Regions from separate parts of the Homo sapiens genome. Here region 2 is linked to region 1. Evidence: chromatin contacts called from ENCODE Hi-C or POLR2A ChIA-PET data. All regions are on one chromosome and are shown on one strand. Each heading gives the region's core, a stretch centred on a gene start or an enhancer-like site at or near the end of the contact. The rest is flanking DNA. Distances are from core to core; before and after follow the strand shown.

What was found. Hi-C counts contacts between places; a loop is a spot of excess contacts on that map. ChIA-PET counts read pairs that join two places held with the same protein, here RNA polymerase II (POLR2A). Pooled maps may share reads with other maps.
Region 2: a loop to region 1 is called in a map of PC-9, with 6 times the contacts of the local background. The contact joins two enhancer-like sites. A Hi-C loop is called at or near these places in 4 of 168 maps with a recorded cell type or tissue (CD4-positive, alpha-beta T cell, CD4-positive, alpha-beta memory T cell, PC-9 and 1 more), 1 of 37 single-sample maps with no recorded cell type and 12 of 50 pooled maps. POLR2A ChIA-PET finds 5 or more read pairs at or near these places in 3 of 52 experiments (GM12878, activated T-cell and naive thymus-derived CD8-positive, alpha-beta T cell).

What each region holds. Positions count from the first base shown.
Region 1 is chr6:137,644,482-137,650,617 of GRCh38, reverse strand. No RefSeq gene overlaps it. Among named protein-coding and RNA genes, the nearest start is that of LINC03004, 18 kb to the left of the region's middle. RefSeq lists silencers at 2,346-2,435, 2,456-2,505. Within about 2 kb of position 2,382, at least 3 of the 41 ENCODE cell types and tissues checked have a DNase peak (open chromatin) inside an H3K27ac peak, as active enhancers do.
Region 2 is chr6:137,972,316-137,978,451 of GRCh38, reverse strand. No RefSeq gene overlaps it. Among named protein-coding and RNA genes, the nearest start is that of SIMALR, 30 kb to the right of the region's middle. RefSeq lists an enhancer at 2,808-2,917. Within about 2 kb of position 2,636, at least 5 of the 41 ENCODE cell types and tissues checked have a DNase peak (open chromatin) inside an H3K27ac peak, as active enhancers do.

The DNA of each region.
Region 1 (6,136 bases), core at 1,133-3,632:
AGTGGCCATCAGCCTTGTACATATTTCATGTTAGCTTAAGGGTCTCTATTGCTGATCCTGAACTTTGCAGAGACAAAATTCTGCTAAAAGATAGATGGATAGAGAGAGAGAGACAGAGATGATAGATAGACAGGTAGATAGATAGATAGATAGATAGATAGATAGATAGATAGATAGAATATATAATCTATAAATTATATATACTGTTATATATGTGTATATATACACATGTATATATACACTTATGTATACACACCTAGATAGGTAGATAGAATATATATCTATATATTATACTAGAATATGTACTAAGTTATATATGTATATATACCTATGTATACACACATAGATAGAATATATAATCTATATATTACATATACTAAATTATATATGTGTATATATACACGTGTATATATGCATATGTAAACACACATAGGTAGAGAGATAGATAATAGGTATAATATATATCTATATATTATAACATATACTAAGTTATGTATATGTGTTTGTGTGCATATATATATGTGTATATATATATATGTATAGATAGATAGATAGATAGGCATCAAGAGGCTCTGAGTTTGAATCCTCCTTCCATTCTTTGTTACTGAGTGACCTTGAGCAAGTCAGTCAACTGCTGTTTTCTCCCTTTTCTTATCTGTACATTTAGATTAATAATAATTCCAACATCACAGGTTACCTATGAGGATAGTAATATATAATACATGTAAAATGCTTAACACCGAGGCTGGCAGGCAGGCATCTCAGAGACATCAGTAAGGAAGTGTAACTTCCCAAAGGCACCTGTGTTCAGGTTAGCGATCATTTCAGTTCCCATACTCATACCCAGTGGGTGAACTTTTACTTATCTATGCTGTGAGGCTATCTTGGGGAAATGAAAAGGGGTAAGGGAGAGTCTGCCCTGGAAGTAAATTCAACTCAGGCAGAAATGGTTTATAACTTTTAAATGGCAATTTTTTTCAAGTTTTAAAAAATATTAGAGTACAGTCCCAGTGAGTACACATTATTAAAACATGTGAAAGGTGGGAGAACAGAGAGAGAGAGCACAAGAGTGAGAGCAGTTATTAGAATAGTTTAATAACCACAAAGGAGCCCTATGAAATTGACTGAAGGCCGAGGTGGGTTGGATTGCTTGAGCCTAGGAATTCAAGACCAGCCTGGGCAACATGGCAAAACCCCATTTCTACAAAAAATACAAAAATTTGCCAGGCATGGTGGCACTCAGAGGCAGTCTCAGCTGCTTGGGAGGCTGGGATGGGAGGATCGCTTGAGCCTGGGAGGCAAAGGTTGCAATAAGCCTAGATCACACCACTGCACTTCAGCCTGGATGACAGAGTAAGACCCTGTCTCAATAAAAAAAAAAAAAAAAAAAAAAAAAAAAAAAAAAAAAAAAAAGGTGACTGAGCTTGGGCCAAGGAGACACCTTGGCAGAGGCCAAACTAGAGTGAAGAGGGGAGAATGTGGCCTTTCTGGTTTAGAATCAGGGCAAACTGCTTATTAGCTGTGTGTTCTTGAACTTTGCACTTTATATCTGTGGAACGAAAACAATCTTATCTTGCTGAGAGAATTGCCTGGCAGCTAAAGTATATGAATTGTTTAGCTTAGCAGGTGTAAAAACTTTATGTGGCCCCTATTTTTAGGTGGAATCACACACACACACACACACACACACACACACACACACACACACAATTCCCTTAATGAGAAAGTAAATAGCCCCATCAGCAGTCTTTCCGTGATGTTTCTAACAGAACATAAGCAGCACTTCCAATGGGACATGGAAAAGACCCAAGTACACAGTGTTTCTCAGAGGCCATACCACAGCTGCAAAAACCATCACTGTTATCTTCCAGGTGCTGGCCACTTTCTAACCAATGATTCTCCACTTTGTTCCTCCTGACTGCTGAACTAAGATCACGGAGACAGCTGAAATGACCACCTTCTGGACCACCTCTGAGGAGCCCCCTCTTCCAGGATCCCTCCTCAGAATTCCCAAACTCCCTCTTGCAGAGATACTCCGTTGGTCCTTTGGCATGTATTTTCCCTTACTGCAGCAAGAAAAATAAATCCAATTTCTTATTCCCCTCTACCTCCTCCTCTTCTTCCTCCTTCCTGTAGGTGCTCCCCTGTTTGTCCTTAGGTGGCAACGTTACCACTAAAGAAGTAACATCTCTCAGTAGACAGAGAGACAGACAAACAGATACATCAACATAGATGGATAGATAGAGATATATGCTCACTTCTATAGATAGAAAGACAGGTATCCATGTGTAGAGAGAGAAACACTTTTAGAAAGAGAAAGACATACTTTGACTTTCAAATCGTTCCAGTTCTCTCTCTACAGCTCTGTGACTCACTTCAGGTCTCACAGTCACCCTTTACTCACGCCAATAACTTTAACAACAGTAACACGATGGTAGAGCACTTACTATGTGTCAGGAACATTCTAAGCCTTCTGCATGTATTAAATCATGTGACCACCACAGTAACCTTATGGAAAAAAAGTGATGCTACTATCCCATCTTACATAGGATGAGACTGGATCACACAAAGGTTAAGGGCACTGCCCTGGGTTGCACAGTTAGTAGGTGGGAGTCTTCACTCTTACCTCCCACTGTCCTGCCCTTACTGCCTTTTGAAGGATGGCATGTCCTGTCCGTGTCGCAGCACAGCACACATACAGACTGCAGAGCCTTCTCAGTTTCTCTCCAGTGGCTCAAAGGTCAAACTTGAAGGGTTTCTACTTGCTCTTTTTCAGCCCTGTGAATGGGTGGTTTCAATGGGATGTATTTTCCTTTAATGTGTGTGTCCTGAAAAATTTCTGCTGCCAGAATCTTTTAAGGAATGTGACACAATATTCCATCATTTTTTCTTCCTCATTTTTCTCTCCCTCTTCTTCCCACTTCCTAATGTCTTTCTTTTTCCTTCTTATATTCTTTCTGGAGGTTGTAAAAGGGATTTTACAAATTTTCCTGCTTCACTTCAGACATGATAGCCCACAGTTTTAAGTACTTGTTATGTGCTGGGTATAGCGCTACATCCTAGGTACCATATCATATATTTTGCAGGGATTATCTCATCTGATCCTCACAACTGCCCCTTGTGAGGTAAACGTTAATATTATTCTCACTTTGCAAGTGAGGAAATGGGAGCAGGTTTCGTTCCTTGTCCAGACCTGAAATAACTAAGTGGCCAAATTAGGGGCAGACCTCTGGACTAACGGGCCCCAAGTCCAGGACTGCAAAGACCTCACTCATCACCACTACACACTACAACTCAAACAACTCAATTGCAATAAAACAATAATGCAATTTAAAAATGGTCAAAAAGATCTGAATAGATGTTTCCCGAAAGAAGACATACACATGACATGAGCAATGGGTCTTTGAAAAATGCTCAACATCACTAATCATCACGAAAATGCAAATCAAACCACGATGAAAAGTCATCTTTCCCCTGTTAGAATGGCTATTATCAAAAAGACAAAAACAACAGATGCTGGTGAAGATGCAGAGAAAGGGGAATGCTTGTACACTGTTTGTGAGAATGTAAATTAGTAGAGTCATTGTGGAAAATAGTACGGAAGTCCCTCAAAAAACTAAAAATAGGACTACCCTATGATCTAGCAATCCTATTTCTGGGTATATATCTGAAAGAAAGGATATAAGTACATTAAAGAAATATCTGCACTCACATGTTTATTGAAGCATTATTTGTAATAGCCAAGAATGGAACCAACCCAAATGTCCATCAATGGATAAATAGATAAAGAAAATGTTGTGTGTGACACACACACACACACACACACACACACACACAATGGAATATTATTCAGACATAAGAAAAAGAAACCCTGTTATTTGTAGCAACATGGCTGGAACTGGAAGTCATTATGTTAATGGAAATAAGCCAGGCACAGAAAGACAAATACTGCATGTTCTTACTCATAAGGAGGAGCTAAAAGAGTGGATTTCCTGGAGGTAGAAAGTAGAATCGTGGTGACCAGAGGCTGGGAAGGGGAGGAGGGAATAAAGAGAGGTTGGTTAAGGGGTATAAAAATACAGTTAGATAAAAGAAATAAGTTCTAGTATTCAATAGTACAGGAAGAAAATTATAGTCAGCAATAATTTATTAAATATTTCCAAATAGCTAGAAGAGAATGATAATGTTCCCAACACAAAAAAAAGATCAATGTAGGGAGCTTCAAGACAGCTGACTAGAGGCATTCAGTACTCACCCCGCTTTACAAAGAAGAACCAAAACAGCAAGGAGATAGCCATACTTCGGATAGATTGCCTCAGAGAGAACACTAAAATTCAACAGAAAAGTGACAGGAAACACCTAGGCCAAGAAACGAGAGGGAAGCAAAGTAGCCTACTTGGCTGGGATTGGCTGAAAACCCAGGCAGGCTCCCCAGAGTAGGGGAAGGGTAAGTGACTGACCCCCAGTGGTCCACATTCCCACTGAGGACTCCCGCAGTCCTAGCCACGGAAGAGCCCCTGGACCCACAGAGACCCCGAGACTAACATAGGGAACTGCCTGGAATCCGTGCGATGGCATTGCTCCAAAGAGGGCGCTCCCGCTGGGTCCCACACACCCCGAGTCCACACTAAGCAGCTGCAGCACAGTGCCGCTTTGGGAGCCCAACTCCCAGTAGACTGCATCCTGCTCTGGGGTCCAACAGTCCGCGCAACTCCACATCAATGGAAACCTTAGGAAAACTTTCCTGGATTGGTCTACGCAAAGAATTTATGACTAAAATTTCAAGCATGAGCAACAAAAACAAAAACATACAAATGGGACTATATTAAACCTAAAAGCTTCTTCACAGCAAAGGAAACAGTAAACAGTTGAAGAGACAACTCATTGAATAGGAGAAAATAGTTGCAAACTATTCATCCAAAAGGGCACTAATGTCCAGAATAAACAAGGAACCCAAACAACTCAACAGGAAATACAAATGATTCCACTAAAAAGTGGACGAAGTAAAACAATGAACATTTCTCAAAAGAAGACATGCTTCAAATGGCCAAATGCTTCAAATTTGAAGACAGGCTTCAAATGGCCAAAAGGCATATGAAGAAATGCTCAACATCATTAATCGTCAGAGAAATGCACATCAAAGCCACAATGAGATGTTATCTTACTCCGGTCAAAATGGCTGTTATTAAAAAGACAAAAAGTAACAGAGGCCGGGCGCGGTGGTTCACGCCTGTAATCCCAGCACTTTGGGAGGCCAAGGCGAGCGGATCACAAAGTCAGGAGATGGAAACCATCCTGGTTAACACGGTGAAATCCCGTCTCTACTAAAAATACAAAAAATTAGCTGGGCGTGGTGGCGAGCGCCTGTAGTCCCAGCTACTCAGGATGCTGAGGCAGGAGAATCTCTTGAACCCAGCAGGCGGAGGTTGCAGTGAGCCGAGATCAAGCCACTGCACTCCAGCCTGGGTGACAGATTGAGACTCCGTCTCAAAAAAAAAAAAAAAAAAAAAAAAAGTAACAAATTCAGGTAAGGATGTGGAGAAAAAGAAAGTCTTGTACACTGTGTAGGTGGGAATGTAAATAAACTAGTACACCTACTGAGAAACAGTATGGCAATTTCTCAAAAAATGAAAACTAGAATGACCATTGAATCCAGCAATCCCAGTATTGGGTATCTACTCAAAAGAAAAAAAAAATCAATATATCAAAGGTATACCTGCACTCACATGTTTATTGCAGCACTATTCACAATAGCGAAGATATGGAATCAACCTAAGTGTTAATCAATGGATAAATGGACAAAGAAAATGTGGTATATGGATATACACAATGAAATACTATTCAGCCATAAAAAAGAATGAAATCATGTCAACATGGATGGAACTGGAGGTCATCATCTTAAATGAACTAAGCCAATCACAAAAAGGCAAATATCACAAGTTCTCACTTAGATGTGGGAACTAAAATTTTGATTGCTTGGACGTAGAGAGTGGAAAGATAGCTAACAGGGACTGGGAAGTGTGAGTGGGGGGAGATGAAGAGAAATGGGTTTAAACAAACAAGCATACAGTAAGATGGAACAAATTCCACGTTCAGTAGCAGAGTAGGGTGACTATGCTTAACAAACATGTATTGT
Region 2 (6,136 bases), core at 1,387-3,886, 330 kb before region 1:
TTCTTCCTTTACAGCAGGCTCCGGTGACTCAGTCCTCCTTATCTTTACTGTCCCTTGAGGGCCAGGTCCCCTCCTTCCCCACGTTCCCTCCCTTCCTAGTCATCTCAGAAGATAAGTCATTAGGTCCTTTTGATTTTAAAGGAATTATTGCTTATCACAAATATGTAAGACAAGTAACAAATATAATACAGATAACAAAAATTAGCATAGTACAGAGTTTCTAGAATCCTAACAAAAGTTTGTATAATTTTGGTCCAGCTTATGGTTTGTGCTTCTGCCTGTGATGGGGAATGGAAAATTCTGCTTTTAGCCAATTCCCAAGACCAAATTCAATAGCAAAAATCAGATAGTCTCCCACTCCCCGCAATGTCTCCTAAGAGCCCCTCATTCCATCTGTGAGGTCTGACACACACTCCCTGGAGATCAAGATTGGTATCTAAAAACATCTGTTGCTCTCCCCAGTCCAAGATGAGGATATTTTGGTCCAGAGAAGTAAGAAGTTTCCTCATCTTTGGACTGCGGAGAGTAACAAATGTTTTAGAATGGCTGTGAACTCTGGGAATAACAACATTAGTTTTCTTTCTCTTTCCTTTCTCTGGAGCATATCAAAACCACTCTGTAATGGTCACCCTAAAACGACACAATCATAGAATCGAACTGTTTAGGGTTTCTAAACAAAGAGTGCCACAGAACTCAGAGTTAAAAAGCCAAGCAAGCCGGGCGCGGTGGCTCACACCTGTAATCCTCCCAGCACTTTGGGAGGGTGGATCGCCTGAGGTCAAGAATTTGAGACCAGCCTGGCCAACATGGGTGAAACCCCATCTCTACTAAAAATACAAAAATTAGCTGGGCTTGGTGGTGGGCGCCTGTAATCCCAGCTACTTGGGAGGCTGAGGCAGGGGAATCGTTTGAACCAAGGCGGCAGAGGTTGCAGTGAGCCTGCATTCCAGTCTGGCAACAGAGTGAGACTCTGTCTCAAACAAACAAACAAACAAACAAACAAAAAGAAAGCAAGCAGAGGGAAACAGCAGGTGATTCAGGCTAATGAAAGCACTGAGAACCAGACTTGCACCCAATTCCCCAACCCTTATTCACTTCAACATGTGCGCCAAAGGAAACACCCGTCCCACCCCTCCTTATACCACAGAGAGTGCTCAGAGTTGGTTGTTGGAATAACTGGACTTTAATTCCACGTCTGCCATTAGACCAGCTAAGGGACCCTCAGCAAGTGCCCCAGGCTGGGTCTGGTGCTTACCTGGAACCTGGGGCAGTGAGCCAATTGTCTTCCTCATGCTAATATTCTATTCTCTCACGTTTGCTCAAAGCTATGTGTAGAGGTAGGTTAAGTCAATGCATTAACTATGTAGCAAACACAATGTCCATAACGTCTACCTTCTCGTAACAGGGAAAATAGAGATTGCTTTAAATAACCAAATATAGATGGGGCAAAAGGGGCTGGGGAGGCAGACAGGGATTCAGGGCCAGGGTAGAGGTTTTGGACTTTAATCTGAGGACAAGGGAGGCTCTTGAAGGACTTAAAGACAGTAACGTGGTCAGATCTGTATTTTAAAGAGATCTTCTGGCTGCAGTGTGGAGACTATGTTGTGTATGTCTGTGTGTGTGTATGTGCATATGTTTGTGTCTGTGTGTGTAGGGAGGCAGGATGGGAAAGGAGGCTTCTAAACTAGGCCAGAGATGTTGGTCACTTGGACTAGGGTTACAGCAATGAGGCTGGGATGAAGGGGACAGGAAGGAGGAGATTAAGAGGCAAAGTTAAAGGGACTTAGTGCTGGATTGTGGGGTGGGTGGGGGGTAGTTTCAGGGAGGCCACCTAGAGTTTTGCTTTGAGGAGCTGGGTGGTGGTAATGCCATTTCCTGACATAGGGTGTGTGTGTGAGTGTGAGTGCACACTTGTGAGTGTGGTGATATGTGGGGGCTGGTAATGAGAAAGTGGATGAATGAATTCCATCTTGGACCTGCTGGGTTTGAGGTCTAGCATCATTTGAGGAATCCAGATGGTTGAGAACTTTTATTAAATATCAACTGTGCATTTTGTGAGGATACACACCCCCGCTACAAGAATGGAATAGACATTTGCTTTGTTTATTGAGCAAATACTATTTTGATCTTTAAAAATAATCACCCTAACTTTTTTGTGTTGTGTTCTGTCTTTCCCAAAGTATTTGACTTTTGGCTACTCATGTAGGTTGACATCAACGCCACGACTGACCTGGGCAGTTCCCTCATGTTAATATAGCAGATCTTGAATCTGCACCAGCGACTTGAGAGAAAATCACTCTAAACACTCAAAACCACAGAAGTTCCTTCTCAGGACCTCAAACATGCCATAGGCCTACGTACCAAATTTGTTCTATACTTGGATTTTTCTATACTCAGTTTGGAAATAAAGTATGCCTCCTTCCTGGGAGAAATCACAGCCTTCAGGGAAAAGAGAAATATAGCTTTGGGCCTTGGGATTTAAATCACAATGTTAGATGGCATCCACTCTTGGTCGACTGAGGCTCCAACTGCATGGTTGTGTATTTTCAGGTATTTAAGTGATTTTTGAACGCTGCATTTCTTTGACTAGCTGAATATTTAAATTTGCCACAGGATGGCAGCATGATGTTATAAAAGAGAAGAGAAAAAAAACCTTTTAAAGCCCAGGTATTAATGAATAGAGGCCTGGAAAGCAAACATAACTGAGAATTTTTCTTCTTGTTCCTACAACTGTAAAGAAAGGAAGGAATAAAGTATGAGAGAAAGCAATGAAGTAAAAGATGAAAAAAGGGCTGGAGAAATTGAGGGAGGGAAAGCAATTTAAAAAGAAAGTAAAAGCAAAAAGAAAAACACTTCACCTCCAACTAGATCATATTTAACTAAAGAAAAGAACCAAGCTGCTGATGTAGGAAGTTTCCGAGGGAGGAAACCAGTGCTATAACCACATTTATTCACAGCCTCGATGTGTGAGTGCAAGACAGACATTTGACCTTCTTATGAAAGCAGTTGTCTCTTTGGGAAACTATGAGAATGAATTTACATTTACAAAGTTTTCTAGTCCCTTTAAGTAAGTCTTACATTAGCATAATTCCCAGCTTGCATTCAAAACTGATTTTTTTCAATATCCTTCAAAGAGGTCATTAATGTTGGTTTCCATGTTTACATTGTGTAGGGAAATAAGTGAAATTACTCAAGAAGGGAATAAACGGTATTCAGACACACATTGACAGCAATGGCTTCCTGTGATGGAAACGAGAAGGCTGCCTCCAGTTCAGCGCTTCCAGAAGTCTGCAAGCTGGGAAGAGATCTTCCAGAGCTGGCGGCTTGACTCTGCACTGACCAGCCACCACTTACGTGGGCTATTCTTCAGGTCCGTCACCAACTTGCTCTCTCCTCAGTCTAATTAATTTGACTTAGCAGGGAGTTCTGGGATGGGAGAGATCTTAGGAATGGTGATCGGTTTTTCAGCCTTGGCGATAATGACATCTTGGGCCAAATAATTCTTTTTTTAGGGGGCAGGGAGCTGTTCTTCTTATGGTAGGATATTTAGCAGAATCCCTGGCCTCTCTCTATCCGCTCAGTGCTAGTAACGTCCTTCAGTTGTGACATCCAAAAATGTGTCCAGACATTGCTGAATGTCCTCTGGGGAGCAAACTCCCCTCTTCCTCCATTTGAGAACCAGTGTTTTAGATAAACTCTAATTACAAGAATGAAGGAAATTCTGAAAGTTTTCTCTGTCTTACTGTCCTGTTTATGGGCAAAATTGTTATTGAATCATCAGAGATATGTGTGCTCTTCAAATCTATGTTGGAGATTTCCAAACATTAAATCCAGGCATAAAATGCCCTTATTGTAGCAAAGACAACGTTCTCTTATATGAATCAGAAAACAACATATGCTTATTATAAATATTCTGTTGGGCAAAAACTTACACAAAGCATCACAGGGGATGAAAAGCAGTAAGAATTTTTACAGAAATAAAAACAATTACGTTGTTAATTGCCAGGTACTTTTCTTATTCATCAAGATGTCCATGTTCTATTCATTTCATTTAAAGTTTGCAACATCTCTATGGAGAAATATTATTTGCATTTTATAGAGAAAAAAACTGAGGCTGAGAGAAGTTTAATCACTAACTCAATGTTACATTAATAGATAGCAAAACCAGATTAAAACCCAATCTTTCTAACACCAACAACTGTATGTGCTCTAGTACTGGCCACTAACCCTTGAAAATCTTACAATCTAGTTGGGGAAACAATACACGTACATAGGAAAGTTGTCCAATGTCATAAGGCAATAGATGATTTAATCCAAAAGCCATAAAAATTGTTAAGATGCATTGCTGTAGATAAGAGTGGTCTGAGAAATTATGAGGATATGATGGGTCTTGATCTGTATGTATTTAAAGAACCGAGGATTGGAGAGATGGGATGAGATGGGTTCTGTGGCATAAAGCGGCAATCTTCAATGGAACACTGGCCGCACAAGGGTGCTGCCGGAATAGGGTTTTATTATTAACTGCATGTTTGTTCCCCCCAAAATTTATATTTGAAACCGTAGCCCTAATGTAATGGTATTGGGAGAGGGAGCATTTGCGAAGTAATTATGTCAGGAGGTTGGAGCCTTCATTATGGGATTAGTGTTCTTATAAGAAGAGCTAGCACCATCCTCCACCCCCTGCTCCAACTCTTTGCCATATGAGGATACAATGAGAAGACCGCCATCTGCAAACCAGGATGCAGGCCGTCACCTGACACCAGATCCTCCAGCATATTGATCTTGGACTTCCCACCCTCTAGAACTGCAATAAATAAATGTTTGTTTTGAAGCCACCAGTCTGCAATCATTTGTTATAGAAGCCTGAACTGACTAATCAGATAAAGATGGCTACAAGGAGAGGAAGACCTATGTTGAGAAAGGAGAGTGATGCAGGCTAAAAAAGGAAGCTGACAACAGAGGGCAGGGGCCTTGAATACAACCCAGCGGTCATCAATTGGAAGGCCAAAATAATGTATTTTGTTTGGCTCAAGTTTTAAAAATTGGAAAGTTTGCGGGGGGAAGAATTTGGATTTCTGAACATTCTTGAACAAAAAGATGTGGCAACATCAGGCCTACATTCCTGAGTCTCGACTCTTGGCTGAAGCCAAGGAGGAGTTATTCTCATGAACGGGGTCTGGATTTTCCAGTTCACCAGTATCCACATCATGCCCTATTCTTTTACCCTCTTCTTTCTTCTCTTAATTATTTGCTTAGCCCCTCTAAGCAGTGGAATTTGCAATCTTCAGTTTAGAAAATAATGTTTATTAGAAATTAATCTGATAACACCAATTAAAAATCTATTTTTTATAAGTCTGCTAGAAATGAGAGACAAGAAACATTAAACATTTTTACCATATGTCCAAAGATGGTTATTAGGGTTTCCTTTTATTCCTGTCTTTTGTACTGAAATTACCCATGGTTTGTTCCACCTTTCCTGGGGCTATGCAGTGTAAACTTTTCATCACTGTTGTTGCTTGGCGTTGGAGTTGATGTTGATTTTCCCATCTTCATAAACTGTGAGCACCTCATCACTATGTCATTTCCTTCACTCAGGGCTGGTGTGTGACACCACCACAACAAATATTTTTGAGCGCCTACTGTGTTCCAGGCACTGTTCAAGAAATGTAGGCTATCATCGAATAAAACAGACAAACCTGAAGAGTTTATCTCAGGATAAGCTCTGGGAGTTTTATTCGGTGATAGCCCACATTCCCAGAACAGTGCCTGGAACACTGTGGGTGCTCAGAAATATTTGTTGTGGTGTTGTCACACACCAGGCCTGAGTGAAGGAAATAGTATGGTGCTGAGGTGTTCACAGTTTACAAAGGTGGGAAAATCAACATCAGCTCCAACATCAACATCAGCAGACAATAAGCAATGACTGTAATACACAAGTAAATTATATATGTTGGAAAATAATTTGAAAAAGGAAAAATAACACAGTGGGCTAAGAGGGCTGACAGTGGAAAACTGCCATTTTTAAGCAGGGCATTCAGCATCAGCCTCATTGAGAAGATGACATTTAAGCAAAGACTTGAAGGAGGTTGTCGTGGGAAATTACCTCAACAAGATGGGAATCTCCAAGTACCAGGCA